Linked DNA regions of Mus musculus: all the other regions are linked to region 2. Evidence: chromatin loops called from intact Hi-C (ENCODE). Cell type or tissue: heart. All regions are shown on one strand. Links, peaks and the distances in the headings refer to the core of each region. The heading gives the core; the rest is flanking DNA. Region 1 has its middle 47 kb from the start of Fchsd2. Region 2 overlaps Fchsd2 (FCH and double SH3 domains 2). Region 3 holds the start of Fchsd2 (FCH and double SH3 domains 2).

Region 1 (9,922 bases), core at 2,433-7,432, 170 kb after region 2:
CAGGAGGAGACTAAAGTCCAGATGGGGCAGGCCCTGATGGAGGTCCAGCAGGGTAAACCAGGTTTCCCACTTGAGCAGCCCTCTCTCTGATTGAAGGCAGCAGCTGGCCAAGTTTTGTAACGTTGCTTTCAGGAGCCTGCTTACTAGTCTGTCACTGCCTCCAGGTAGCTGCTTGTGTGTACACGTGGGTATGACAGTGTGACTCTACCCTTTGCCTATTGGGCAAGACCAGACCAACCCAGCAGGGCCACCTTCTTCCTCTTATTCCAGAGCTCAGAATGCTTTAGTTCTCTGGATACATCTCCAAGGACAAGCAACATGCTAAATTTCTCTGTTCCTGTTCTCCAATCTGCACTGTGTGTTTCTACAGAGCTTCTTTAAAAGGGGTTTCTCAGAGGCAGGGGAATGAGAACATGTGCCCACAGTACTCACCACTGCTCAGGGAACTCCTCTGACAAGTGTTGTTTGTAGGGGGCAAGGTGAAACAGGATCTCACTATGTAGTTCTGGCTATCCTGGAACTCACATAAGAGCCACGCTGGATCTCTCCCCACTCCCCATGTGCTGGGATAGGCATGTCCCCAAGTATCCAATGTATTAAGTGAAGTGAATGGGCTCCTGGAGGAGAAAACCCTAAGACTTCTAAGGAGAAGCTTCTAGAGAGACTCTAAGATACTCAGTGCTAAGAAGAGCAACCGGGGAACAGTCTCAAGCCTCTTTGGTCTTGGATAAGGCGAGGAAGTAGAGACTGTGAGGGCGAAGTCCAGAAGTTCTGACAGGGAGAGGGCGAGAGCTGAGACAGTTGATATGAGCAAGCAGACAGGTAGCCCAGACTCAGGAGCTCTACCTGGGAATATGACACTGTAGGAACCTTGGACCCAGATCATCGTAGCTAAAGGGGCTTCAGAGCCTGCTGCAGTTTCAGGGATGGGAAGATTGAAGTCTAAAGGGAGAGGGGCATGTCTTAGGCCATCTGGTGCATCAATAGCAGGGTCCAGCTTCAAGCTGGGGGCCTGTCTCTCAAGATAGACCATTTCCTGCCACACTCAAGCTTTGTTTATTTATTTATTTATGCTTACTTTCTATCACTGTGATAAACAGAATGACCAAAGCCAAGTTGGGCAGGAAAGGCTTATTCCAGCTTACAGTCTTTAGTCTGTCCTGAGGGCAAGTCAGGGCAGGAATACAAGGAACCTGGAGGCAGGAACTGAAGCAGAGGCCATGGAGGACCGTTGCTGTCGTTTGTTCCCCACAGCTTGCTCTGCCTGCTTTCTTTTTGTAGTTGTTGTTTTTTTCTGAGACATGGTCCCTCTATGTAGCTCTGGCTGTCCTGGAACTCACACACATCCCTGTGCCTCACCTTCTGAGTACTGAGATTAAAGGCATGTGCTACCAAACTAGGTGTCCATCTGCTTTCGTAGGCTACCTGCACCCACTGGTCAGGTGTGGCATGGCCACAGTGGACTAGGTCCTCCCACATCAATCATTAATCTAGAAAATGCCCTACAGAGCTGCTTAGAGGTCCCTCGCTCTCAGAAAACTCTAGCTTGTGCCATGGTGACACACAAACAGACCAGGACCATCCGGCCCCTCTGCCTTATATTTCAAATAACAAACTGAATTGCAGAAAGAAGCAGGTCTCTCCAGATGACTCAGTGAGAGCCACAAAACCAGCCACCAGATCCAAGTGTCCTGACCCCTCAGCCCAGGGCTGCTCCCTTCCCATCATTGTCACCTGGGGAGAGGAAAGAGCAGTCCCTTTTACAGAGTCCCTGTTATGCAACAGGCCTGTGACACACAAGGCCTTTCTTATCTGGATAACCTCAAAGGCAATTGCCTCAAAGGCAAATGTTTTTGCCCACATTAACAAATCGGAGAAAACAGGTTCAGAGAAGCAAAGCACCTTGTTCTTGGCCACACAGCAAATTAAAGACTCAAGCCAATGTTTGTCCATGTCTCAAACCTGTGCCCTTCTCTCTTCTCAAACTGTATTGGGTTTGAGCCCCGGAGTTGGTAATTGTGAAGGCGCATGGAGAGAGGAAATCAGGGTCAAACTCCAGCACCAGGTTCCAGCTGTCAACTTACACCAATAACAGAAGTGACCTTGGAACAGCAGGCTGTACCTCCCACTGACAGCAGGTTTGGTTTTTTTTTTTTTTTTTTTTTTTTCCTAATGTACATTGACCCTCACCTGGCAATAAAGCCACGAAGAACAAACAACTGGTAGCCTGGTTCCTGGCTTGTTGACACCCAGTAGTTTCAGGTTAGGCACTCTTGGCTGAAACTTCAGCTCTGAAGGCTATTTAAGATATTGGGACTGGCACAAAGGCTCAGAAGGTAAAGCTCTGTGTCACCAAGCCTGACAACCCGAGTTCCACCCAGGACCCACGTGATGGAGGCAAAGAACCAACTCCTGAAAGTGGTCCTTTGACTTCTACATGGGCACAATGGCAAATGTCACCCCTCCTACACAAATAAACTCAGAGGAGGGGAAGAGAGAGAGAGAGGAAGGAGAGAGAGAGAGGGAGAGAGAGAGAGAGAGAGAGAGACTCTTCTAACATAGACAAGTTTCTTGGACTTCTGGTCTACCCAACTATGGCTAGAAATCATCTCTATCCATGTATTTCCAGCTGTACTCACTTGCCCTTGCTAACACATTCTTACTGCTTAGCAACAGAAGCAGTCCTCTGTGTTATTGGCCTTCTTACTCAAACCTAAGATAGCTCCATGATTTCCACTGGGGCACAAAGTCACTGTCTTCATAGCCCTAGAATTAATAAGCCACAGCCTTATTTATGCTGAAGGGATAATGACCATTTGACCTGTTTTGGGTCTGCTTACCTGGGCTGAGCCTGTGGTCCTGACATTCCTAAGAAATGTGTCCAAAGTGCCAAAGAGCAGCCAACATGAATCACCCGCTACATTCTAGGTTCTCTGTTCTGCTACACAGCCTGACATGAAATCTACATCTCTGCATTTCATTATGTTCCTGTCCTCTCAGATCTCAACCCTTTTAAAACTTGATCCAAGTGCAACATCTCGTATTTCTCCTTTAATTTCCTTGTTCTAAATAGTAGCAATTTGTGTGGGGCGTGGTGGCTCATACCTTCAATACCAGCACTTGGGAGGTCAGCACATAAGCATGAAAACTGTCACGAGTTTGAAGCCAGGCTGTGTTACATAATAAGTTCCAACAAACGTGAGACATCTGCAAGGCTGTTATCAGCTTATCGGCAATTCCTTCAAGTATGATCTCTTTCTATGCTTAAGGAAGTGCGTGTGCGTGTGCGTGTGCATGTGTGTGTGTGTGTGATTGTTGTTTTGGGTTTTTGAAACAAGGTTTCTTTTTTGTGTATCCCCGGTGTCCTAGTACTTGTTCTGTAGACCAGGCTGACCCGGAACTCAAAAAATCTGCGTGCCTCTGCCTCCTGAGTGCTGGACTTAAAGGCACAGGCCACCATTGCCTACTTAAGGCAGTTTTGTTTGTTTACATTTTGTTTCTGAGACCATTATAGCCAACATTAAAAGGTGCTGGTTAAAGAGCTTTGTGCTAGCTCATCCCTCTGTCAGCTGAGCTGCAACTCCAGACCTCCTTTGTGATTAAATCAGTGATGGCTGATATGAAGGAGCCTGTGGGACCCTGGCAATTTTAGGGTCCCCAGCAACAACTCAGAGGCTTACAAGGGCAGGACCTTTGTCCTGAAGCATGATTAGTTCAAGGTTCAGAGAAGGGAATTGTTGGGTACAGTCCACAGGGTGCTCTGGAGGACTTCCTGTCCGCTGCTTCAGAGGAGATTCAGAGCCCAGGGCCTGATCTCTGACAGTACCATCAGGCTGCCACAAGCCGTCTGGCCTGGCTTGGGTGGGTGTTTTCCTGAGACAGAGGCTAGGCCAGACACTTCAAATACCCTCTCAGCATCTCTGTCCCTCAGATGTGAATTACCAACTCTCTTGGCAGAGGGGGAAACTGAGGCTTCCTGGGGTAGAGAAGCTAAGCCTTGAAGATGGACTCTGGGCTTTTTTTTTTTTTTTTTTTTTTTTTTTGGTTTTTGGTTTTTGGTTTTGGGAAACAGGGTTTCTCTGTGTAGCCTGGCTGTCCTGGAACTCACTCTGTAGACCAGGCTAGCCTCAAACTCAGAAATTCGCCTGCCTCTGCCTCCCAAATGCTGGGATTAAAGGCATGTGCCACCATGCCCGGCTAGAATCCAGGCATAATTAACAAAGTCACCACAGGCTGGACACCGTGGTCTGCTCTGAGCTCCCTTAGGTGGCCTGAAGGAGAAACCTCCCAGGGCTGGATGCCTTTCTGGTTGTGAAGATGGGCCTTCAAAGCTTATGTGAAGTTTTTTAGCCAGGAGGATTCCAGGAAGGCTGACAGAGGAGAGTAAGCCATTGGACACCGGCCTGTGTGCTTCACACCCTCTGGACTTGAAGCAAAGTTCTGGCTCCTGTCTGGGCCCAGGGCGGGTTGTTTAGGAGCTGGGTCTGGCTGCAGATCAGAAAACAGGGCCCACCCTGCCCTAGAAGCTGGGCCTGCGGGTGAGTCCAAGCTAAACCACCACACAAGGGTCCATTGTGGTCTCTCCACCCGGCCCTGGGTTCTGCCAGCCCTTCCGGCTCCCGGAAAATGTTTTCCTTCTGGCAACTCCAGGGCAGCCTGCCCTTAGCCAAGATGCTGACTGGCCACACCTCTTGCCTTTCTCAATCAGCAGAGATTCTGGGGACTGGTAGCCCAGAGTGCTGGGGCTAGTCTGCGTGTCACACACAGGGTCCCTAAAGCTTGGGGAAATGAGCACACCAGGGCTAGATTCAGAATCAGAACCTTGTACTTCGTAGCCATGTTTTCCAACAAGGAGGGAGGTAAGAGGGTTTGTACCAGATAGGGGAGTAGCGTCTCCTCAGAAAGACTTAGGTGGCATTCTGAAAGAAATAACGATATTCATGCCATTTTCTGGGAAAGTTAGGTCCCCCAGGAAACAGCTGGGATAGCCTGCGGGTTACCCACTTCTTCTGGCATCCAGCCTTGAAATGCTGAAATGTAAAACCAGGCGCCGAGTTCTGGTAGGATGGTTCAGTGGATAACGCTACTTGCTGCAAAGCCAACCAACCTGAGTTTGCTCCTCAGGACCCGAAGGATGGAAGAAGAACCAACTCCTGAAAGTTGTCATTTGGCGGGTGGAGTGGGGTTGGGGAAGTGGGAGGTGGAGAGAGAGAGAGAGAGAGAGAGAGAGAGAATGAGAATAAACCAGGCATGGATGCGTTGCGTGGGATGATGTTTCATGGGGTGATGTTGCGAGGACAAGCAGGATTGGAATTTGAGGTTTCATCGCTGGCTGCCGGGACCAGAGGCTCCGGGTTCTGGGTTTCCTCGACTCTTTCACGGGCAGACAGCGCCACCTGGGGTCCAATCCATGGGACTTGAATCCCTCTGGAGATCCCACTCAGAACTCTCTGGGGATAGAAGGAATGAGCTGGGCACTGGGGATAAAAATGCTAAGATGGGTCACCAGCAGCTCTACTGGAGTCACCCACGGAAGTTCGGCCAGGGTTCCCGCTCTTGCCGCGTCTGCTCTAACCGCCACGGTCTGATCCGCAAATACGGGCTGAACTTGTGCCGCCAGTGCTTCCGGCAGTACGCGAATGACTAAGGACTAAGTTGGACTAAGCGACCTTGAATGGATTGTTCGACTGATTACCAAGCAGAACCAATCATGCTAGTCTTTGTGCACAAAGAATAAAAATGTGAAGAACTTAAAAAAAAAAAAAAAAGCTATTCCATGCAGGCAGGCCGGAGGCGCAATAGTAGAGGCCGCAGGCACAATAGTAGAGGACCACTCTACTGGATGAGAATCAGGGATGCTTTGATGGGGACCTGCAGGGTAGAGGTCACGGATTTGGAGTTAAACCTTTGTCTTGCAAGAGTGAATGGTACTCAGTTCAGGAACAGGCTGTGAAACCCATGGAGAGCTTGGTGCGTTGGCAAATGCTGGTAACAGCATTAGGCAAGTAGAGGAAGGAGGATAAGGAGGCCAAGTTTGTAACAAGCTATGTTGGAAGTTCGAGGTCAGCCTGAGCCGCGTGAGACTCCGTTGGTGACTCCGTGTGTGAGAACACTGGACAAGCATGAAGACCTAGGTTCAGATTCCATCACTAAGTTTTTTTGGTTTTGTTTTTAACATAGGTCTCTGTTGCTATGATGAAATACCACGACTTGGGAAGGAAAGGGTTTCTTTTTTTTTACAGCTTACAGCACTTCATTGGAAGGAAGTTGGGGCAGGAACTAAAGCAGAAACCACAAAGAAATGTTGTTTCCTGGCTTGCTCGGCAGGGGCTTGCTCGCTGCTTTCTTATACCACCAATGCCCGTTTGCCCAGGAATGGCCCTGCCCCATTGGGCTGGGTCATCCCATGTCAATCATTAATTGCCTACAGACAATAGGATGGAGGTATTTTACCAACTAAGATTCCTCTTCCCAGATAACTCCAGCTTGTGTCAAGTTGATAAAAACCCCTCAAGCTGGAGTTATCTATATCTAGCCTATAACCCTAGCTTCTGGGAGGTAGAAGCAAAAGGATCCCTGGGGCTTGCCCATCAGTGAGAAACCCTGTCTGGAAAGGCTTAGGACATTCTTCTGCGTTCTCCTCGGGCCTCCCTGCAAGTGCAAGGACACGTGCACCCATGCTCTCACATACAAGTCTACCAGATTAACACACCTCACCACACAGATGCTCAAACATAAGCATTCTTAAAGCATGGAGAAGGCATTGTGAGTGTAAATGTGGCTGCTTTGATTTTACTTTTGTATTTGTGCTAAGAATCAAATAACTTTACCAAGAACTCCCACACACACACCTCTCTTCCACCACCACCCTGCCCCCCCCCCCCGCCTTCCCCCCTCCTCTCCCTGCCTCCCCCTTCTTCCTTTTCCATTTGTTGCTGTTGTTTTCAAAACAAGGTTTCTCTGTGTAGCCCTGGCTGTCCTGGAACTCACTCTGTAGACCAGGCTGGCTTCAAACTCACAGAGATCTGCCTGCCTCTGCCTCCCAAGTGCTGGGATTAAAGGAGTATGCCATCACCACCTGGCTCTCTTCCTTCTTTTAAAATGAAAACAGTTGCTTACTTTATTTCTCCATCTAAACTGGCATTTAGCTTTATAAATTTTATGTGCGTGCACACACCTGCTTCTCAGTATGTATGTCATGTGCTTGCAGGTGCCCTCAGAGGCCAGGAGAACCTGGGTTCTCTGCAAGAGCAGCAAATGCTCTTAGCCACTAAGCCATCTCTCCAGCCCCATACACGAGCACTTTTTTTACCTCTCATTTTTCTCTGTTCACTGAAGAAAATTCATAAAATAGGAGTATGTATATATCTATATATATGTATATGTATATGTATGCATATATATATATGCAATCTGTCACCCTACACCTTAACTTCCTGCTGCTGGTATTACGGTATTAATCGTCCATCCGAATTTTCAGTTCTCCTTTCACAGACTCAGGCCACCCCTTCTTTAGAAGCTCAATATGCAGATGATTCTGTGCATCCACAGACTTTGACTTCTTGCCACTATTCCCTAGACAATGCAGTGTGGCATCTATTTGCATTGCATTAGGTGTCACACATAATCTGGAGATGATTTGCATTCTACTGAGGAGTACGCACAGCTGTATGCACACACTCTGGCAGCTCTTAGCAGGGACTTGAACAGCCATCCATCCGGGTACCTAGAACTAGTCCTCCATGTACACTAAGGATTGATTGTATTTCTTTAAAAGACAAATAGGAAATTACAGAGGGGCTGAAGACGGCTCAGTGGGTACATGCACTCTGCAGGGCTAGCAACCCGAGTTGTTGTTTGGAGAGAGATTCTTGCTAATTATTCCAAGTGGCCATGAACTCATCCTGTAACCCAGACAGGCTGCTTCAGACACACACACACACACACACACACACACACACACACACACACACACACACACACAGACCTGTAGCTGGGGTTACAGGTTGTTTGAGACAGGGTCTTGCTATATTGCTAGATGTTTGCTTAGTCCACTTAAGGCTCAGGATTCCAGCCCTAACTGCTATGTGCCTGTAACCCCAGCATCTGGGACGTGATGTCAAATCAGAAGCTCAGAGTCATCTTGAGGTACCTGAGGCCTTGTCAGAAAGAAAGTAAATGGGTAAATATCCTAGGCCCACTCAATTCTCTTGTCTCAGCTTTCTAGCATCTGGGACAACAGTTGTGTTGTACTGTGTCTGGCTGTCACTGCTTTCAAAATATCCATCGTCATACAGAATCATCACTACATTCAATTTTAGATCATTGCTTGAACTTCAAAAAAAAAAAAAAAACCACACAAAAAACCCCCACACTCTTTAGAAAGCACTCCCCATCCCTGCCTCCCTGCCTCCTGCCCCTCATCCCTAACCAACCACAAATCTATTTGCTATCTTGACAGATTTACGTATTCGGGACTTTTCATGTAAATGGGATCTTTTGTGACCCACCTTACAGTGTCAGGATCCACCTGTTTCATACCATGTATCAGTACCTCATCCCCTTTCAGGACCTGTAATGGTCTAGGGCCTGGATGTGCTACATTTTGTTCAGTTGTTCATCAGTGTACACATATTTGGGTTATGTCCACATTTTATTAATTTGTTTTTTACTATCCTGAGTAATGTTACTGGAAACCCTGATGTCCTTGGGGCTGGAGAAGTCAGCCAGCAGACAAGAGCAAGTCGTACTCGTGCAAGGGATCTGAATTCAGTTCCCAGCACCCACATCTCGAATCTCACAACTGCCTGTCGTTCCAGTTCCAGGGGATCTAACTTCTTCTGGATTCCATGGATACTTTTGAACACACAAACACACACATAATTATAAAGAAAATAAAAAAAGAAAGAGAGAAGAAAGGAAGAAAGAGAAAGAAAGGAAGGGAGGGAGGGAGGGAGGGAAAGAGAGAGAGAGTGTTCTGGTTTTGAGGGACGAGACATTATCATTTTAAAGATTTTTTTATTTGTATTAACACATATGTGTCTGTGCAAGCATATGCCATGTGCGTGTAAGCCTCTGCGGTGGGTGCATGGGTGCCCTTGGAGACTGGCTGGAGTGACAGGCAGCTGACAACTCAAGCCCTTGTGAAGAACAACATGCATGCCTAACTGCTGAACCACCTCCCCCATCCCGGCCAGCATCATCTTTTCATCTGTCCTGGGGATGTGGAACAACCAAGCTGTCTTTGACTGTGACCCTCCTAGGAGGGAAACTGTTCAGGCTTTCTACACTCATTCTGTGTTAACTGTTTGAGGAACTCCTAGACTTTTCTGCCCTCAAAGTATAATAACGGCACAGTCTTACACACCAGCCAGGAATCTCCTAGGCTTCTGATCTCCCCGCTTCCTCCCTAACCTTAGCTGTTCCACGCACTGTTTCATTATGGCTATCCTCAGGGGGAACAGGGGGATTTCCACTGTGGTTTTAATTGCATTTCCCAGATGGTTAGTTAGCAAGAATCAAGCATCTTTTCATGTGTTTATTGCCCATGACCTTTGGAAATGCTCATCAGATGTTTTGCCCATTTAAACCTGACTTGCTGTTCGTTATTGGTTCTAATAGTTCTTTATTTTTTATTTTATTTTATTATTATTTTGTTGTTGGTTTGTTGGGTTTTTTTTTTCGAGACAGGGTTTCTCTGTGTAGCCCTGGCTGTCCTGGAACTCACTCACTCTGTAGACCAGGCTGGCCTCGAATTCAGAAATCCACCTGCCTCTGCCTCCCAGGTACTGGGATTAAAGGAGTGTGCCACCACGCCCAGCCGATTCTAATAGTTCTTACATATTTTAGATAAAAATCACTCAGATATATGACTTGCCAGTATTTCCACATTTTGTTTGTTTGTTTGGTTTGGTTTAGTTTC
Region 2 (9,922 bases), core at 2,571-7,570:
CAAAAGATAACCTGACAAAATTAGAATAAAAGCAGATTACAGTTTCCAGTAAAGCTGGAAATGAAAAACATCATCCACACTAAATGCAAAATTCAGGGAGAAGGTGGAGAAATAAGAATAAAAGTTTCTCATATCAGATTATAGTAGGAGTAGGGTGTGTGTGTTTGTATTTAATTGATTGAAAATAAGAAAAATAAGTTTTTCAAGCAAAAGCAAGAACACTTAAGAATATAGAAAGAAATACTTTAGATAAGGTAATAATTGAGGAAACAGATCACTGAAAAACAAAACAAAAAGTATTTCTGTCAAAATTAATAAAACTGACTGGTAAGTGTCACCAAAAATAAAGTGCAAGCAAGATGGCCTCAGAGACACACAGGCTCTTAAAAGATGGGCACCACCATACCTGGTGAGTGGACAACTCTATAGGAAAATGAAAACTGCCAGGATGTACTAAAATACAGCAAAAGATGAAAAAATTTTCAGAAAACCCGAATTGACCATTAAGCACTAATTTTTATTTACAGTAGTCAAAAACCATTATTATGCAGAAGGAACAAAATCAGTAAGGTTTTATAGACATTTTACTCTAATACTATCTTATGATTTCAAACACATATATTAAAATTAAAAGAACTGGCTAAGTGTAGTAGAGCACACCTTTAATCCCAGCACTTTGGTGGCAGAAGCAGGTAGATCTCTCTGTGAGTTTAAGGACAGCCTGGTTTATATATTGAGTCCTAGGTCTATCAGAGCTACACTGTGAGACTCTGTCTCAAAAACAAAGGAATGATTGTATGAATGAATAAATCAATCAATAGACTAAACAGATATCCACAATGAACACCTGTATACTTATTACCACAATTCCAAGATTAAGTTTTTTCTTCTTTTTCTTTCAAAAACATATTCATCTACTCATCCATCCTTCTTTCTACACATCAATGTTTTTACATCTTTTATGGGTTCTGGGAACTTGGCATCTTAAATACTTTTCCTTCTTTAAATTTGTAATGTAGATTGATTGATTTTACAAGGTTGAGTGTTTTGCCTGTATGCGTGTGTTATGTGCAACATGTGCATGTCTAGTACCCATGGAGGTCAAAGAGGTCAGATCCCTTTGACCTGGAGTATAGTTGGTTATAAGCGACCCACCACATGGGTGCTGGATCTGAACCTGGACCCCTTGAAAGAGCAATAAGTACTCTTAGCTGCTGAGCTCCCCGCAGCCCCGGTAATGTGTTTCTACCATAGGATCAGGAGCTCAGGCACACAGAGACAAGAACACTTGCATTGGGAAGTGTTCAGGATAAAGAATCTGTGTGCTTTTCTCATTCCTGTCATGTGAAAATGGATACCCTGATTCCTAAACAGTTTCTAAAGACATGACTCAGTTCTCATTCTCCTTCATGGATGGATGGATGGAAGGAAGGAAGGAAGGAAGGGAAGAAGGAAGGGAGGGAGGAAGGGAGGAAGAGGGAGAGGAAGGATTAAGGGAAGGAAAGGAAAGGATTAACTTAGGTCTTAGAAGTAGTAGATCTAGATAGAATGTATATATTTTAAAATGGATACAGTCAGGAAATATTCATAATGCATTTTCCAGAAAGAAAAGTAACATTTACATAATTTATCTCCTAAAGCAAAGATTCACCACCCTTAAAAATAAACATAATTTATCTGAGTCTGAGAAAAGATAATCATATTTATTTTCTTTGTATATTCAGTGTGGCATGCTGGCAAAGTTAATAGATCAATAGTTTAAATGAAAAGATCATTACCAAAGGATGACAGCATATAGAAAGTGAGTTTAATTTGTAAAAAACTAAACTCCAAGGCACTGTAGAATTTATTTTTAAATTAATTATCACATGCTACATTCCCTGTGCTCATTTTTCTTACTGTCTGCATTGATAGATGACCTTGTTCTCTTTAATGACTGAGTTGAATGGATTTGAAGTTCCTGTGAGCAGGCCATTCTTCACTGATTCTTCTCAAAGGCAATATGTATGGCCACAGACTGATGGCTAAGTTAGTCTGTGCATCATGTCCCCCCTTTCATTCAACTCATCCAGAAAGTGTCCCATTCTCTCACTTTGTTAAGGAGAATTTTTTTCAGAACTACATCCTTTAAAACATGTTTCTACTATTATTAGTATCTTCAGGAAAGAGCTTTAGATTATGACATGGCAATACTAGTCATTGCATTAAAGACACATTACCTTGCTGGAGTTTTCTAGTAAAAACTGGAATGTATTCTGTATAGCTTGGCAAGTTTCTAGCTCGGTCCGGCTGAAGGCTATTAAATAATCCTTGAGGTGGTCATACACGTTTCCATCAAGAGCCTGAAAGAGAGGAATATTATAGAAGCCAAAAATTATGATAGTGCTTTGGCACATAATTCCTTTGTCTTTAAAAATGTAGAAATGTTCAATTTCAAAACCTATTAATAAACTGACAAAAGGCATAGAGCATTACATAAGAGCGTGTGAACAGTGAGCAGTTACTAGGGTAGTGCTGAATTTCTAATGAATAGCAACCAACAAGGGGAAAAATCTAATATTGCTAAAGCTTAGGAAAAAAACCAGAATATTTTGGAGACAAAAACATCTAGTTTCTGATCTTTGCTTATCTGCTTCTGTAGCCACTTCATGACAATTAGATGTAGGAATTTTACAGGGACTATCAGAAAGAAAGAATCCAGGCACAGAGCCTGGAACACATATACAATAAACACAAGTCTCCTCCATTAGTGGTAGAATTAGGATTTAGTATATATTTGCTACAGAGCAATCTGAGAGAAAACATAAAATGTCATGAACATTTATGCCCACGTGTTTGTCTACATAGATTACACTCCCGTCACGCACATCTTAGAGAGGTCAAAGGGAAAACACTCAGCTCTCATAGATATTCTAAGAACTTTCCTGCCATTCCAAACTATCAAAACAGCAGCCTTATCTTTTAAAAATCTACATTTTTCTCTTCTCATCAATTAACAAAACTGTCACGGAGCTAGTTTTGCACAGTGACTGTTGCTGCTCTCCAATGAGAGCTCCCTAGTTCTCTCAAACACACAAAGTGCCAATGAGCTTTCTTTCATAATGGCTTTCAAATTTCTTTGTCTCAACAAAGCTGCCAAACCTTCCTTTGTTTCCTAGACATTCTAGAGGTCATTTCAGCGTGTGTGCATGTGTTCTGGATTGCAGTATTATTTTTTTGTTACGTCCAAATAAAATGTTTTTGTTTTAGAGTTTCACTTCTACCTTTATTTTAGCGTTGGCACCTGCTTCTAGTTCCCAGGGGAGACACACAGGAGTAGAACTGCCTTTGGCCATATGGCAACTTTGTTTTCCAGAGTGCTGCACCCTATCAACCAACAATTCATGAAGATTCTCTGTGTCCTTGCCACCACTTATTTGTGTGTGTGTGTGTGTGTTATTCATTGTGCTCTTTATTGGTATTATTGTTGATATTTTATTATTTTATGTGGATGAGTGTTCGCCTGAATGTCTGTCTGTACACACATAGAGTGTACAGTGTTCATGGCAGTCAGAAGAGAACATCAGATCTCCTTAGACTGGAGTTACTTGTCTGTGAGTCCCTTACATGTTTTGCTATATACTGATCTATTTTCTATGGCGAATTATCTAATTCAAACCTTTGGCTTTTTTTTTTTTTTGAGACAGGGTCTCCTGTAGCACCACTTGAACTTGTAATACAACTAAAAGTACTTCCAACTTTCAAAGAAAAATATTTACTTACAGAAGACATACATGCATCATGGTGCATATGTGGCAGTCAGAGTACAATTCTGATTTTTTTTCCCCGCTGTGCTGCAGAATCTGGGGATCCAACTCAGATTGTTAGGCCTGCACACAAGTGCCTCTACCCACTTAGCCATCTCACTGGCCCACCCTTAGCTTTTGACCCTTTAGTTTCCACCTGAGATTCCAGGTATGTGCTGCCACACCTGGTTTATACAGTAATAGAAACTGAACTGCTGGCCAAATAGTTCACTAACTGAGCTACATCTCCAGCCTCTGCTTCATACATCTCAGTTGGAGTCTATTTCTGATTTCAAATGGCAATAACTCTTTATGTATTGTATATAGCAGAGTTTTGCAAGATAAATAATTTGTAAATATTTCCTTTCATTTTATGGGCTGCTCTTTTCACTTTCTCAAGTATCTTTTGAAAAACGTGTTTTAAACCAAGTGGTGGAGGGATACATCATTAATCCCAGCACTTTAATCTCAGGGAGAGGCAGGGGATCTCTGAGTTCAAAGCCAGCCTGACCTACAGATTGAGTTCTAGGACAGTCAGGGCTAAATTATGATATCTAACATTGTTCTTCTTTCTTTTATTCCTTGAATGTTATTTATTTATTTTATTCCTTGTATGTTAGTATGTTATTTATAAGAATCATGTATATAAATTTTACAATAATTATTTTTGTACTTTGTGTCTGGCTTTTACATCAAGCTTTTAATATAAAATTGACTTGAAATAAAACAAAACCTGTCCCCGAAGCAGAGTAATAGTGCTGAATCTTCTTTTACCACTAGATGGCACCATTGAGTACTATAAACAGGCAGTGCAAATAAATGCCTTAAATATATTTAAAAAATTTTAATTAGATATTTTCTTTATTTACATTTCAAATCTTATCCCCTTTCCTAGTTTCCTCTCCAAAAATCTCCTATCTCCTCCCCCCCCCCCCCGCTCCCCAACCCACCCACTCCAACTTCCTGGCCCTGGCATTCCCCTATACTAGAAATGCCTTAAATATAAACTTCAAATAGTTATGAACATTTTGGACACTGTAGTGTGTTGAGATGGAATTAAAATTTCTACCTTAAATCATGATTTTCATGAATTTGTTTTAAAAAGAGACATGTTTTCTGATATGAAGTTTTTGACTTAGAAATATTCTTAGTAGCTCATCCTAATAATCTTGTTTGGAAGAAATAGCTCATTTTACCTATATACAAGACATGATAATATAGGTATCATGAACAAGGCGTGCAGTTTAAGGTGAACTATATTCCTATGTAGTCTGAATGATATTGCTATTGAGTGTCAACTGTACTTAGGCATTATACTAGCTATCTGAGTATGAGTACCAGAAAACAGGGAAGAAAGGAAAGAAATCAAAGCTTTTTAACAGTTAACTAGCAGTGCTAGTGATCAAACCTTTGCACTTCGCACATGCAAAGTGTACACTCTAACACAGAGCTATACTGCTAACCTACCAAGTTCTTTTGTTATTTCTTAGCAATTTCCTATTCCAGTTATTTCTGCCAACCCATTTCCTTTCAAGATAGTATTACATAGCCCTGGGTGGTCTGAATCTCACTATGAATACCAGGCTAGTCTCAAATTCACAGAGATCTGCCTGACTCTGTCTCTGGAGTGCTCAGATAAAAGGTATATGTAACCATGCCTGGTCCTGACATCCCACTTCGCACTGCATCAGGGAGGATACCCCTGACTTGTATTTTATATGACTGACTATTCAACACTCTTCCCTGGCCAGGCATTATGTTCAGGATAGGTTTTGTTTGTTTTGAACTTTACCACTGACCGAATAGTTTGGACATGGCTTCTGTCTGACCCCTTGTTCACCTGTTTGCCATTTCCCTTCCCTGCAACACTTTCCCTAAACTAAGCCTCTCTGAGCTCTACCAGCACTTCTCTTGCCTCTGAGCTCACATGTCACATGTCACAGGCCCTTTCCTCATCCTCTCTCCCTGCCTTGCTCATTATCATTCAGCCTTAAGGGCTTCTCTTGATCGCTGTGAACTCTGGATGGTTCTTGTCTTTTTACCTCGTGGCTTTATCTTGTGCTTCTGACGCTTGCCTGTCCTTCTTTTGGTTATTGAACTCTATGAACAGGAAGGGCCATGCCAGTCTGTTTAGCATTGAATCTTGAGGGTCAAACATGGAGCCTGAAATACTGACAATGTTCAGCAAATAACTGTTTGATAAGTAACGTATTGGATCAGAATTTATAGGTTTAAAACTATGGGTGAATCCACATTAGCCCTCATGACTGAAAAGCCTGATGGTATTACAGCAAAAGAGAAGCAACTGAGTTCACAAACTGTACGATGTGGAAGGTCCTAAACTTAAAAAAAAAAAAGTGTGTGTGCACTAAATAAAACGTTGCCTTCTTTTTCCCTTTTATTATTACAAAATAACTATAGTTTATATCAACCATATTCCAAACTCTGTCTTTTGGTTATATTATAAGAAAAACCTTGATTTGCACTGATAATTGATTATAAATAATTAATACTTTGCCTTCCTATATTTTTATTCCTCTTCAACACAGATCAAAAGCCTTATAGTAGACTGCTGAGACCCTACTGTCTTGGGTCCTGAAACCCTGACTAGGGATGGTGAGGGAATGAAGAAAGGACGCACAGACAACACACAGCAAAGCAGGGGTCAGATGGGGTACTACTACTTGCTACCGTGGGCAACTCAGAACCTCAGTGTGTTTTTTAGGGACTGGACGTGGGGAGGGGCTAGTCTTGTAAACAGCAGTCAGGCTGAGGCTGTAAATATCTGGGAGGAGGGAGCTTCAGTTGCTGCTTTCAGAGGTCACTTCCTTACACACAAGACTCTGGAGGAAAGCTTTTCCCTCTTGAACCTGGCCCACATGGCAATGGCTTTGACAATTTCCCATGGGTCCAAGGCCTTGGAGACCTTGGCATGGCTGTGCCCATGTTGACACTACACATTCACCCAGGACTACACACACTCAGGGCTTCCTCTGCTTCCTATAGTAGACAATTTTTTATTTTAAAGTTGATCAAGCAAATACAAATGATAATATGTTTCTTAAATTTTTAAAGTAAAAACTATTCTTAAAAATTATTTTTAATTATTTGTATCTGTGGATGCTCATGGAGACTAGGGGTATCAGATCCCCTGCTTGGAGCAGGCAACTGTAAGCAGCCTAATGCAGGTGCTGGCATGTGTACTTGGGTCCTACTGTGCCATCACCCTGTTCCCTTAAAGTAAGAACTATTTAAATGGTAAACGATAGGAGAAGCAAAACTCTGAAGGTGTGACATGGGCATACATAGTGATGGTTCATGTGAATAGTAATTTACGTGCTCTGTATGACTTCCTGGATTGCCTCTAATACTTAAAACTTTAGTAGGTAAGTCATCCAAGTGTATCTTTCAAAACTTTTGACTATTTAATATGAGTTTTCAGTGGCTTTTAAAATTATTTTATGTGTATCAGTGTTTTGGCTGCATGTATCTATGTGTACTATGTGCAAGCCCAGTGCCCACGGAGATCAGAAGAAGGTGATGGAACTCCTGAGACTAAAATTACATACAGATGGTTGTGTGCCACCATGTAGGTGCTGGGAATCATGCCAGGGTCCTCTGTAAGATCAAGAAGTGTTCCTAACTGTGGAACCAACTATTCATCCCCTTAATACAAATATTTAGGAAAAGAATTCTGTAATACTTAAATTGAGAAACCATAAGCCTTAAGTCAGGACATAGGAATAGTCCAACGGCATTTAAAAACCCAAAAGCACTGAATTTGAATGTCTTTAAGCAGCTGTGTTTCTTTGTGGTTAGCTAGAGACTAAATGGAAATGTTTCTCTACATATTCTTTCTGTTTTTTTTTTTTTAACTCATTCTATTTGCATGGTCTTTAACATCTATTGAGTATGGAATACAAGTTCATAAGGGCAAGTATTCAAATAGGAAGGGAAAAGGGGGGCATCATAAAGACAAAATGAGAAATGGAATTCTAGTGTCCTCTACTCAACATGTGCTTTACAGGAAAAGTATGAATTTCTTGGAACTTGCTCAAGAGGAAAGTTATGATGAGCTAGGAATTAGGAGAAAAAAACATGTCGTTTTTTTTCTAAGCATTTGATGTAATTTCCCCTTAAGAGAGAACTTTAAACAGTGGCCTCCTTATTTAGATTCAGGAAGGTCAGACTCTGTACTCAGCATTACCCTGAGATCTTCCTTCAAGCTGACTAGAAAAACAAGCTCCTCTTTTTCTGAGACCACTGGACATTTCTAAAATAGTGCTGGGCAAAAGTCAAGGAAATAAATATCAAGATGATAAATGTAAGATAGCTTAAAATTAAATCATGAAATCCTTCAGTCCTCCTCTGCTGACACTGGAAGAAAAACACTGATAGTCAACTTGCTTTTATCTGTTTTCAGAAGTCCCCAAATTGTAACAGTAAATAAAAAAAAATTAACCTTTTATAAATCTAAAATCTAAAGAAATTAAAGCAAGTCCTGGGCTGCATTTCTTAAGTGTAAATATCTTAGCCCATGACTCAATCTGCCGAGTGATATGAAGTAAAATTAGAAATACCTTATCTAGTTTTATACTTGGTCATTTCACTTAAAAGCTCTGAGTTACTTTAGGTTCTGTGAAGAAGAAGCAAATAAGATAGTTTTTGAGTTACAAAGCAAAGCAAGGAAAGACTCTAATATTGCTTTTCTAAAAGTTGTACTTTCTACTGAGTACCCACTAGCAGGAAGAGATATCAGGCTGAGAGATTTGCCCAACTACTGTGGCCATCTCCAGTGTGCTGCAATCCTGGAAGACACAGGCTGCAAGTCCCCTACCACATAACACGCATTAAAACCCTAGATCCACCACTTAGCAACGTCACTCTAGAAAATACTCAAGCTTCTTGATCAAATGCACTCAAAAGAATGTTACTTATAAAGAAGATGGCAATAATAAAACTGAACTATTTTAACCAGAAAACTTCAATGATTTCCCTTTTACCATAGTAAAGGATTTTAGTGACAGATTGGTTTCTGAATCTGACTCTGTCACGAGTTGGTGTAAGGTAATCTTTCATTCTAATTTCCTCACCTATAAAATGAAATAATAGCTTCTCATGGAATCTGTTAAGAGGTATTTTATGTGCTATTTTAATTACCTATTTCTTACATCATGTTTTTAGTAATGATGTTTGTAGCATGTGTCTGGAAATTACAAGTAGCATTTTATTTCAAAACAATCTGGTTTGGATTAATACAGCACAATATTAGCAGCATACAGCAAATTAGTTCTTATATTGCTCCATTTTTCCCCCTCTCTGGTTATTACTACTGTGAAAAACATATGCTGCATTATAAACCATCACAATGCTTTATACATATTGTTTTGTGTTGTGACACACTCCCTCTCTCTCTCTCCCTCCTTTCCTCCCTCCCTCTCATTTGTAAACAGGTTTCATGTAGTCAAGGCTGGTCTTGAACTTCTTGTACAACTTGAATTTCTTTCCTTTTTCTTGCCCTGAGTCAAGGTCTCTCTGTGTAGTCCTCGCTGTCTTGAAACTTGCTAGGTAGAGCAGGCTAGCCTCTAACTAAGATCCACCAGCCTTTGCCTCCTGAGGGCTAAGATTAAAGATGTGTGCCACCAGGCCACACCATGGACTTGAATTCTTAATTCTCCTGCCTCTACCTCTCACGCGCTAGGGAAAGAGACATATACTTCCACACCAAACCTTATGCATTGTCTTTCAAAGCAGACCAATATTAACCAGTCATTCTTGGACAGGATAATTGCAACACATTTACCTTTAAGTTCACAGACTCTTCTACTAGCTCAGCTTTGTTGCCAAATCCTCTCAGTATTTATTTATCTGGGCAGTGCTGAGGGATCCAACCTAATGCTCTAACATATTAGAGAAATGTTCTGTCACTAAACTAAACTCCAGCATAGTTATTTTACTTTGTTTTCTTTCCTAAGACAGAATTCTACTGTACAGCCCTGGCTGTCCTGGAACTCACTCATTAGACTAGGCTGGCCTTCAACTCAAAGATGTCCCCCTGCCTCTGTCTTCCCAGCCAGTTACTTCACTTTTTAACTTTTCATTCATCTTAATCATTTCAAGATCCTTATTGATAATTT
Region 3 (9,922 bases), core at 2,920-7,919, 120 kb after region 2:
AAAGCCTTGCTTGTGGCAGCTGTTAATGGATCCCAGTGATATAGCACATGCTTAGTATATACAAAGCCATGGGGTTCAATGCCTCACTTAAAGTATCACTTAAAACAAATACCTCTACCCTCACCATAGGTCGAAAACAAAACAGAAAGACTAGAAAGAGAAACAAGACGCTGGAAAGATGGCTCTGTGGTTAAGTACACTTCCTGTTCTTCTAGAAGACCCAACCTCAGTTCTCAGCACATGTATCAGGAGTCTTACAACTGCCTGCAACTCTGGCTCCACAGAATTCCACGCCCCCTTCTGGCCTGCATGTGTACCTATACATGCAGACACACACACACACACACACAAAGATATACACACATACACATAAAATCTAAAAAAGTATTTTAAAAGAGAAATTCAGAATTGAAATAGAACACTTTCTAGTCAGAAAAGCAATCTTTGTATATTCAAAATTAATGAAAACTTTTTTTTTTTTTTTTTTTTTTTGGTTTTTCGAGACAGGCTTTCTCTGTGTAGCCCTGGCTGTCCTGGAACTCACTTTGTAGACCAGGCTGGCCTCGAACTCAGAAATCCGCCTGCCTCTGCCTCCCGAGTGCTGGGATTAAAAGCGTGTGCCAGCACGCCAGCATATGCCTTAGAAATCCTACAAAGACAGTTGCATAGAAGAAATGCTCAAGACAAAAAGGTCTAAAGTAAGCATTTGGGGGGGGGGATAAACTCTTTAAAATGCTTAGTTATCTAAAACATACATAATTTTATCCTAACATTGCATGATAATGTTTTTCATAAAACATTATGCTGGAACACTCTGGGGAAAATTGCCAACTAATGGTTTACAGACTTAATTCCAATTTGATAACTATTATATAAGTAAGAATTGGTTGGACCTGCTCTATTTGAATATGCAAATCATCTTTTATCCTTTACAAAAATATTTGTTGAACTGTCAGTTTGTACTACAGGATTGTTAAATAAGCGGCAGGCCAAGTGTGGTGGTGCATGCCTTGAGTCCCAGCACCTGGAGGCAGAGGGAGGAGAATCTCTGTGAGTTCCAGGCTAGCCAGGACTACAACAGAAAGATCCTGTCCCAAGAAGGAATGAAGGGAGGGAGGGAGGGAGGGAGGGAGGGAGGGAGGGAGGGAGGGAGGGAGGGAGGGAGGGAGGGAACGAACTTCCTTTAAGAAAATAATCCCAGGGAACAAAACACCCATGGAAGGAGTTACAAAGACAAAGTTTGGAGCTGAGATGAAAGGATGGACCATGTAGAGACTGCCATATCCAGGGATCCACCCCATAATCAGCATCCAAACGCTGACACCATTGCATATACTAGCAAGATTTTATCGAAAGGACCCAGATGTAGCTGTCTCTTGTGAGACTATGCCGGGGCCTAGCAAACACAGAAGTGGATGCTCACAGTCAGCTAATGGATGGATCACAGGGCTCCCAATGGAGGAGCTAGAGAAAGTACCCAAGGAGCTAAAGGGATCTGCAACCCTATAGATGGAACAACATTATGAACTAACCAGTACCCCGGAGCTCTTGACTCTAGCTGCATATGTATCAAAAGATGGCCTAGTCGGCCATCACTGGAAAGAGAGGCACATTGGACACGCAAACCTTATATGCCCCAGTACAGGGGAACGCCAGGGCCAAAAAGGGGGAGTGGGTGGGTAGGGGAGTGGGGGTGGGTGGGTATGGGGGACTTTTGGTATAGCATTGGAAATGTAAATGAGCTAAATACCTAATAAAAAATGGAAAAAAAAAAAAAAAGAAAATAATCCCAGCCTGGCGTGGTGGTACACATCTTTAATCCCAGCATTTGGGAGGCAGAGGCAGGCGGATTTCTGAGTTCAAAGCCAGCCTGGTCTACAAAGTGAGTTCCAGGGCAGCCAGGGCTACAGAGAAACCCTGTCTCAAAAAAACAAAAAAAAAAAGAAAATAATCCCAACTGAGTAGTGACAGCTCACATCTTTAGTCTCAGTGAGCTTGTGAGGCAGAGGCAGCTAGATCTGAGTTGAAAGCCAGCCTGGTCTGCAGATTATGTTCCAAGACAATCAAGGTTACACAGAGAAACCCTGCCTCAAAAAAACAAAATATAAAAAGAAAGAAAGCAATTCCTACTTTCTACTCATGTTTTACAGTACCTTTGGATTTTTGATTTTTTTGTTTGTTTGTTTGTTTTGTTTTTTGGAAACAGGGTTTCCTTGTATAGCCCAGGCTGTCCCAGAACTTAAGCTCCTATCTCAGCCTCCAGAGCACTGGGATTACTGGGATTCCAGATACATGCCACCATGTCCATCTTACTACCCTGTTATAACATTCATTCTCACAATGTTAGTGCAAGACCTTAGCTATTAAATTCAGAGTTTCCCGTTATGAATATAGGTAGCTTTAGTTAAAACATGACATATCATTCTCACTGAATTGCACATTCAAACACAAAGTAATACTTGCCAAATAGTGCTAGTATAGCTTCATCTGGGGTGACTGGCTCATCCCAGATATTAACCACTAACCACAAGTGTCAGCTTTAAAATGTTAGAATTGTTAAAGCCAATAAATAACTTGCAACTCAGTGAAAAGATGTAAGAATTTCCAGTTGAGTGATTACAAACTAACTGATAGACTCTTTTTTGAGACAGGGTTTCTCTGTGTATCCCTGGCTGTCCTGGAACTCACTTTGTAGACCAGGCTGGCCTGGAACTCAGAAATCTGCCTGCCTCTGCCTCCCGAGTGCTGGAATTAAAGGCATAAGCCACCATGCCCAGCTCTAACAGATAAGACTCTTAAGGCCCTCATTTTTCTACAGTGTGTGTACGTCGAATTTAAACTGTGTTAGTTCCTGTTCTAACTTCCAGCTGAGTCGAAATTCTACAGCCTGAAAGCAGGAAATCCAAAAGGAAATTCCATCATCAGATCCTAGGGCTTGGCCACTCAAGGGTTCTGGGCAGCAGATACAGAAGTTCTCCAGCTCCTACTATAATCTTACCTCATGTCTTCAAGTAAGTCACATTCTGCCTGATGTTTGGCTTGAAGTTTTGTCATCTGCTCACCTTGAATGTTTCTCAGCTCTTGTGTAACTTTCACCTAAAACACAGTATGTATTTATGAAGGCTTTTACTACAATTTGAAGGAAAAAAATTACTTAAAGAAGACACTATTTGTTAGAATGTATACTTCTAGTTTTCCTATCCCCAAAGACCAAAAAGTTCGTATTTCCCATCCAATTTTATTACTTAACTAAGTTTAATGAAAAAAACTAGCCAGGGAATGTAAGACAGGGGCTGAATAAAAATTCACAAATACAAAAAAAAAATTTGCAGTTTAAAGGGGTGCAAACTGTCATTCTGCTTTCTCTTGCTTCCCAAAGATTCAGACATTAACCACAGGAGCAGGGAGCACAGATGAGTGTACCTAATACCTAGCGACCAAAATGTACACAATCATGAAATAATATTCACGAATAAACTACATAAAATATTCCGTAATGGCTGCAAGAAAGCACACAGTCTCAGAATGATGCCCTCCACTCTGACAGCACATCAAATCATAATCTCTTTCTCACAAAGGAGAATGCAAAAGTGACCTTCCAGCATATGCAGGGCTTTTAAACTAACCCAGCAAGCCAGGCCGGGTGGCAGCCCACTTCAAACAGAGAGAACCGCCAAAGCCAGCTGGCTGGAGCCATCCTCGCCAGGCCGGACCCTGGGATTTCAATTGGTGTGTGATCGTGGTGGAATCCCGACCACCAGAGCAAAGCTACATGGAGAGGTGGGGTACACGTGCAGGGGGAAAGGGGGAGGATCAGTAACTGGGCAAAAAAATCAGATTAAGAAGAGAAAAGAAAGGGAAGCATAGATGATGAGTTACTCATAAGGCAAATGTTTGCCCACAAGGGAAGGATGTAACTGTCTCTACCCACTGCTCAGAGTAGATACCTAGTATCCATCTGAAAGATTTAAAAAGGCAAGGACACAGCCTTGGCAGTGCGGAAAGGTGTAGAAGGGAGCAGCCGAGTTGCTGGCAGCCCCAGAGCACCGTCACTGCCACCCAGGCCATCCAAACCCCAACCGTAGTGCTCAAACCATGCAACGCCAGGTTCTGGATTTCGTACTGGAAGCTCTGCTGTTTTCCTGGCCCCCTAGCCCGAGGCGGGGCAAAAGGGATGGGGGGTGGGGGTTAAGCAGGACCCGTCAATCCTTAATTTGCTTTCCCTTGGGGTGGGAGGGCGGAGACCGTTCCAACTTCTTTTCCGCAGCCCCGTGGGGGGAAAAAAAGGCCAAATCTTGAGGCGAGACTTGAAACAAATCCCCCCGCGAATTTGCCAATGGGTGGAGTGTCGACAAGCGACTGGAGGGCTCGAACCTGGCGCAGACTAAACAATCCGTCACGCACAAGGCTCTGCAAATCTGCAGGGGCTCCCCCGCCTCTCCCCCATACAGCTCTGAGAATGCACTTTGCTCTGGGCAGCACTGCCATGCAGACAGACACACACATGCATGCCCGAAAGAAAAAAAAAAAAAAAAAAAACTCCAGCGAGTGTCTCGGGGGGAGGGAGGTGTCCTCCCTAGTACTGAGGAGCACTGGCCGCCCCTCCGTCAGAAAGACACCCCGTACACGCGACCCCCTGCTTGGGGCGGGCGGCAACTCTGACAAGCCAAGAAGCTAGAGTGGTCACGGTCCCTTGCGGGAAGGGGGAGGGGGCGCAGCGGTCGCCCCAGCCGCGTTCTTTGTACGCACCGCCACCCCCCAAATCTCCAAAGCCCCCCGCCAGCTGCGCCCTTACCTTCCTCGGCGGCGGCTGCATGATGCTGAAGGGACATCAATCCTCCGCCCACCCCTGACGGCGGCGTTTAAAGGACTGTGAGGGTGAGGAGGGTTGGAGAAAATGGGGCGGCCCAGCAAGCCAGGGCGCGCGCTTGTGTGTGTGTGAAAGGAGAGCCTGGGAAGGAGAAGGAAGAGGAATCGGCCCGGAGGCTGCGAGGCAGGCGAGCGGCAGGAGCAGCCGGGTCGCAGCGAGTGTGGAGAGAAGGAGGAGCGCCGGGAAGGCCTGGGGCCCGGGCGGCCCGGGGGGTGTGTGAGGGAAGGAGGCGGAGACGGCCAGGGGGCGGGGGCCGCCGGGGGGGGGGGGCTCGCGGCTCGCCGGGCGGCTGAGGAGGAGCGGCCGCGTCGTCCGCGCTCGCCGCCTGCCGCGGCCCGGCTGCAGCTGGCTGACGCGGCGGCCCCCCACCCACTCGGGCAGCCCGGCCCTCGCGGTGCCCAACGCCCCCGCCCGGCCCGGGAAGGAGGAAGGCGGCGCCACGCTCCCCTGTTAGAGCTCCGCCAACCACTCAGGCCGCGGGAATTTCCGGCCCCTGGCGCGCGCCACAGCGCCCCGCTCCGGCTGCAGAGGGGATGCGCTCCCGGCCACACCGCCTGCTTCAGAGTGGAGGGGGGGAGGTTAGCCAGGCCGCGCCACGGGGCTCCGGATCTCGGTGTGAGAAAGGGGGAAACTTCACGGATTGTTCGGCCGAGGGGAACGGTGGGGACGGGAACGGGACTCGAGAACTACCCCAGTTCTCTCCGACGATGGAACGTTCCGGACGCTTCCCGTCCTCCCTCCCCCCACACCGAGCAGGCAGCTGGGGGCTTCCCGCGCGCCTTCCCGCCAGCCCGCTGGGGCGCGCGACTCCTCCGGGAGCGCGCACGTGGGAGGGAGAGGACTCTGCTCCGACGCACGCGCACAGGCCGCCCCCGCCTCCCGCCTGCATCTGCGGCTGCACAGTTTGTGTGGGAATTTGGCAGGAGTCGAGGGGGGCTAGGCTCATAGTGGGATTGTTTGCAATAAGGAAGGAGGTACCTAAGAGGATTCGGGATTTTGCTTTCTCTCAGTCCCTCAGCGTACCCTCCCTCCTAGTCAGCTAAACGTGCACTGAGAAATTTAGCATGAACAAGTCCTTTTACAACTAGCCGCAGGTGCCAGACCTATGCCATTGGAGGACAGGTGAAATAACCTAAAATTGCCAGGCAAAGGAATGGATGCCCTATTCCAGAGTACTTAGCCAGACCTCGTGGAGTCAACTGAGGAAAAGAATGAAAATCTCTTGAATCGGTCACTCCCATATCACAGATAGGAAGGCTGGTGTCCGCAGAGAATTGGAGCCATTCTCAAGGTCACATGGCATGCCTAGAATCCCAAGGGCTGAGTGTGAGGAGGGGTATCTTGCTTGGTGTTAGGGCGCATGCCTAGCAGCCAGAGAGGCCCTGAGTTCATCACTAGCATGGCAGAGGAAAGGATTAGGTGAGATTAAGAACCATAGGGAGACAGCAAGGGCCATGGAGGAAGCCTCTGAAGGAAGCCCTTGTCTGGAAGGGAGGACTTCTAGGTCAACTCACTTTGCCTGTCCTGAACTACTTGAATAAACTCAACCTCATCTGGCAATGACAATGCTCTTTCTCCTCAGGGTCCTATCAGGCACCTTCTCACTCTGTCCAGACCACCCAAGGAGTATCAGGCTCCCTTTGGGTTGCTTGGAATAGTAGAAAACCTTCTTCCTCGTTCCTAGGCACTATTTTTGAGCCACAGCTCCACAGGCAGCCACAGTGTGAGCTGGATCTCCCCCCTCCCCCACTTCATTCAGTACTTGCAGTCCCAGATAGCTGTTCTCAGAAACTCAGTTCAGGCCAAAAAGGAAGTCCATGAGACTGGACTAGACCAGGATGACTTACTTACCAGATAACCTACTGGCTCTGTGACCAGAAGATGAACTCCTACCCAGGTGTTTTATGTTGAGTTAACCTACATGCTAACAGATGAGATGAGGAGTCAAGAGTTGAGAGCTGTGTATAAATTACAAAGCCTACTCTACTGTTTCTGGTTTCCTTGAAGCCATCCATTTGCCACCAGTGTCCTCATTCAGATCAAGGAAGGCCTGGGGCAAGGGAAGAGTGGATGGGAACCCAGAGTCCTGACCTCCTCTGAAGCACAACCACTAGAGGTCGGGAGGTGGCCCTATTCTCAGCCTCACCACTGTCAGATGGTCAATACTGAACAAACATTCACTGATTCCTTCATTGGTAAAATATTTGCTGCCACCCTGCTTTATGTGAAGCTTACACCAAACACTAGGGTATGGAAGTGAGCAAGGCAGATTCACCCGCAGTCCCAGACTATTGAGTGGAAAAGCTAGGATAACAGCACCTGCCCAGATGGCCTGCATGCAGCAGGTGCCTGATCAAGGGTTTCCAAATTCTAGTCCTGGGCATAGCTGCTCTGTCTCGGGGATTATCCTGCCTCACGTCCTTGGAAGTGAATACTGAGGATATACAGTTTCTGAATGTTGGAAGATTTGGGATCTCCTAGACCACTGATCTGCTGTGCACTCAGTGGATATTGGAGCTCATCTAGAGCATACGGTAAATGATACTGTGCATGGTCTCAAACATCTACTAATGTAATCCAAGCCCTTGGGATCATGAGTTTGAGGCAGCCCAAATTGTCTACAGAGACCCAATAGATAGATAGATAGATAGATAGATAGATAGATAGATAGATAGATAGATAGATAGGACAGAAAGAAGGTGGGGCTGGAGAGAGGGGTCAGCAGTTAAAAGCACTTATTGCTCTTGCAAAGGACTAAGGTTTAATTCCCAGCATAACCACTCACAACTGACTGTAACTCTAGGCCCACAGGATCCAATGCCATGTTCTGGTCTCTGCAAGCCCCAGGCTTGCATCTAATCACACACATACATGGAGGCAAAACACTTGTACACAAAAACTAGTAAATCTTTTTAAGTTTTTTTAATTTGCAGTGTGCCTTTTCAAATCCTAAACTTTCTTATGGTTTCTTCAAGCTAATGTTTACAGTAACCTTATGACATATTATTTTCTTCATTTCTACAGTAAGAACCCTAAGACCCACAAGAGATAGGTCATTTGCCCTTCTCATGCTTCCAAGTTCACCCTGCATACGGCCCCAGGGTGAATGAAAAGGGGGGAAAGGAGGTAGCAGGCTGAGCACCATCTTTAATCTCTCCATTTACTGACTGCAGGTACAATGTGCCTGAGCACCTTGTGCTGCCACTGACGTGGCTTCCATGGTGATCCGCATCCTCTTAAGGCATAAGCCAAGAGAAACCCTTCTTTGCTCAAGTTGCTGCTCTCAGATGTCACATTACAAAACCAAAATGGTGACTAATGTCACCAGGAATAAAGCAGCAGACTTGGAAGCATAAAATATAGGACGGAGCAAGGGATTTCTGTGATCTCTGGAAACTTGACTTAAGTGTCCCTCTTCCAGAGAGTATGGGGACTTGAAGAGTTTTGCTTCTGTCATAGTAGTAAGCACACTGCTAGCAGAAAGATCTCTTAGATTATTGAAGGGAAATCTGCAGAGCAGCATGCTCTGTGCCTTCAAAGACAGAATTAGCAAATCTTTTCAGGTCTCAGGAAGGTTTTCCAGGCAGATCAATCCATGGAGGAAGCGAGCATTTCCATCCCGAGGCTGTGTAACAGGTAACTGGCCCCTTTCCATCAAAGAGACCACATATGGGATCCTGACTCTGGAAAGATACCAAGAGTGAGCATTTGTACCTACCTCCATGCTTCGGGCATGGAAATGAGCATGCTTTTTACATTGTTTTTTGCTCTCACAACATCTCCTTATAGTACATACAACCCCATTTTCACACACTGAGACTCAAACATAAACTATCCAGAGGCTCAAGAACTATCCAGAGGCACCGAACTGATAAAAGAACCAGCCTTGGTGTATGGATCCTTCTGACTTTGAAGCAATACTAATAAGCACCTGAAGGGATGATTAAAGTCAGAGCCAGGATTAAAAGCTGTCCTACATCCTCATAGAAGCAGGGGGAGGGGGAGAGGATAGGAGGTTTGGTGTGTGTGTGGGAGAAGGGGATAACATTTGAAATGTAAATAAAGAAAATATCCAATTTAACAAAAGATAACAAAGATATATACTGTGAATTCATATGGGTGTTTTGGCAAATTCTATTTAGTTGAATAAGAGGGTATGAATAAAAGGGGGTGGGGGAAGCTGGCCTGATATAGCTGTAAGTGGGAACTGGAAGGCCGGCTTCTCTGATACTCCAAATAGTTCCTGGAAGCAAAGTATACAGAAGTCCTTTTGTGGCTACAATAGGTGCCTCTTCCATCCTCTTGCCCATGTTGCAATGAAACACATAGACACACCACACACAAACACACACACACACACACACACACACACACACACACACACACACTGCTCTTGCACACGTACTTCCACAGTCCTATCTGCTTCCTTTCTCTGTCATTACCCCCGCACCTTGACACAGGCTGCGCAGGAAATCTTGTCAGCGCATCCAGAGGCTGGTCATTCCCTGCCTGGGTCTCAGCAAGCCCAGCTGAAGGCACTGCTGAAGATGACTGGGTTTGAGGGCCCCATTCTCGCCTCATTACTACCCTGGTCACCTTTCCTTTCCCCCACTGCCCTTTGTTCTTCTCTCAGTGGATTCCCTCACCACAGCCCTCCAGGGGATTATACCTGTCTTCTCAAATGAGCTCTCAAGACAGAATCCCAATCCAGCCACCAGAATAGAGCAGGGGCTTTCCCTACGGCACCCAGTGAGTAGGTAGCAGAACCAAGCCTTGGATTCCATCAACTGCTCCTCAACAAAGGTCTTTATTCTGGACTTAGTCACAAGTAGGTCTCTGGGGTGAGACTAGAGCTCTGTCCCAAAGAGCTCCCAATCTCAGTGCTTAACCTGAGGTCACCACACTGGGACATACAAGGCCAGGAAAGTCAGAGGCCTGATCCTATCAGGCAGTAGCAGTAGCAGAGATCTAAGTCCAGAGGCAAGTCCTTAAGGTGTGGGCAATGGAAAAACGAATTTCCTGGTCATTTGGGGCTCCTGCCCATGAGTATTA

The links. Hi-C counts contacts between places; a loop is a spot of excess contacts. Peaks named below come from ENCODE experiments on the same cell type or tissue, not always from the same donor. Only the 100,000 strongest peaks of a DNase experiment are listed, where the experiment ranks them.
Region 1: a loop joins it to region 2, with 7 times the contacts of the local background. A loop is called at or near these places in 28 of 42 quality-filtered maps.
Region 3: it touches region 2 in a loop (5-fold over the local background); 15 of 42 quality-filtered maps call a loop at or near these places.

What each region holds. Positions count from the first base shown.
Region 1 is chr7:101,057,051-101,066,972 of GRCm38, reverse strand. It overlaps the pseudogene Gm5735. Among named protein-coding and RNA genes, the nearest start is that of Fchsd2, 47 kb to the left of the region's middle. In heart, for the core only: a CTCF peak has its summit at 5,405 (motif pointing left); DNase peaks (open chromatin) are centred at 4,572, 5,442 and 6,372; H3K4me3 peaks cover 630 bases; H3K27ac peaks cover 1,022 bases.
Region 2 is chr7:101,226,292-101,236,213 of GRCm38, reverse strand. It overlaps Fchsd2 (FCH and double SH3 domains 2), which reads right to left. Exons shown (of 20, transcript NM_001146010.1): 9 at 2,220-2,342. Among named protein-coding and RNA genes, the nearest start is that of Gm50587, 27 kb to the left of the region's middle. In heart, for the core only: a CTCF peak has its summit at 4,530 (motif pointing right); no DNase peak of the experiment used is centred there.
Region 3 is chr7:101,103,913-101,113,834 of GRCm38, reverse strand. It overlaps Fchsd2 (FCH and double SH3 domains 2), which reads right to left and starts at 5,060. Exons shown (of 20, transcript NM_001146010.1): 1 at 4,796-5,060; 2 at 2,999-3,096. The coding sequence starts at 4,816. In heart, for the core only: CTCF peaks have their summits at 5,400 and 6,970 (motif pointing right); DNase peaks (open chromatin) are centred at 4,114, 5,424, 6,224, 6,544 and 1 weaker place; H3K4me3 peaks cover 3,510 bases; H3K27ac peaks cover 3,205 bases.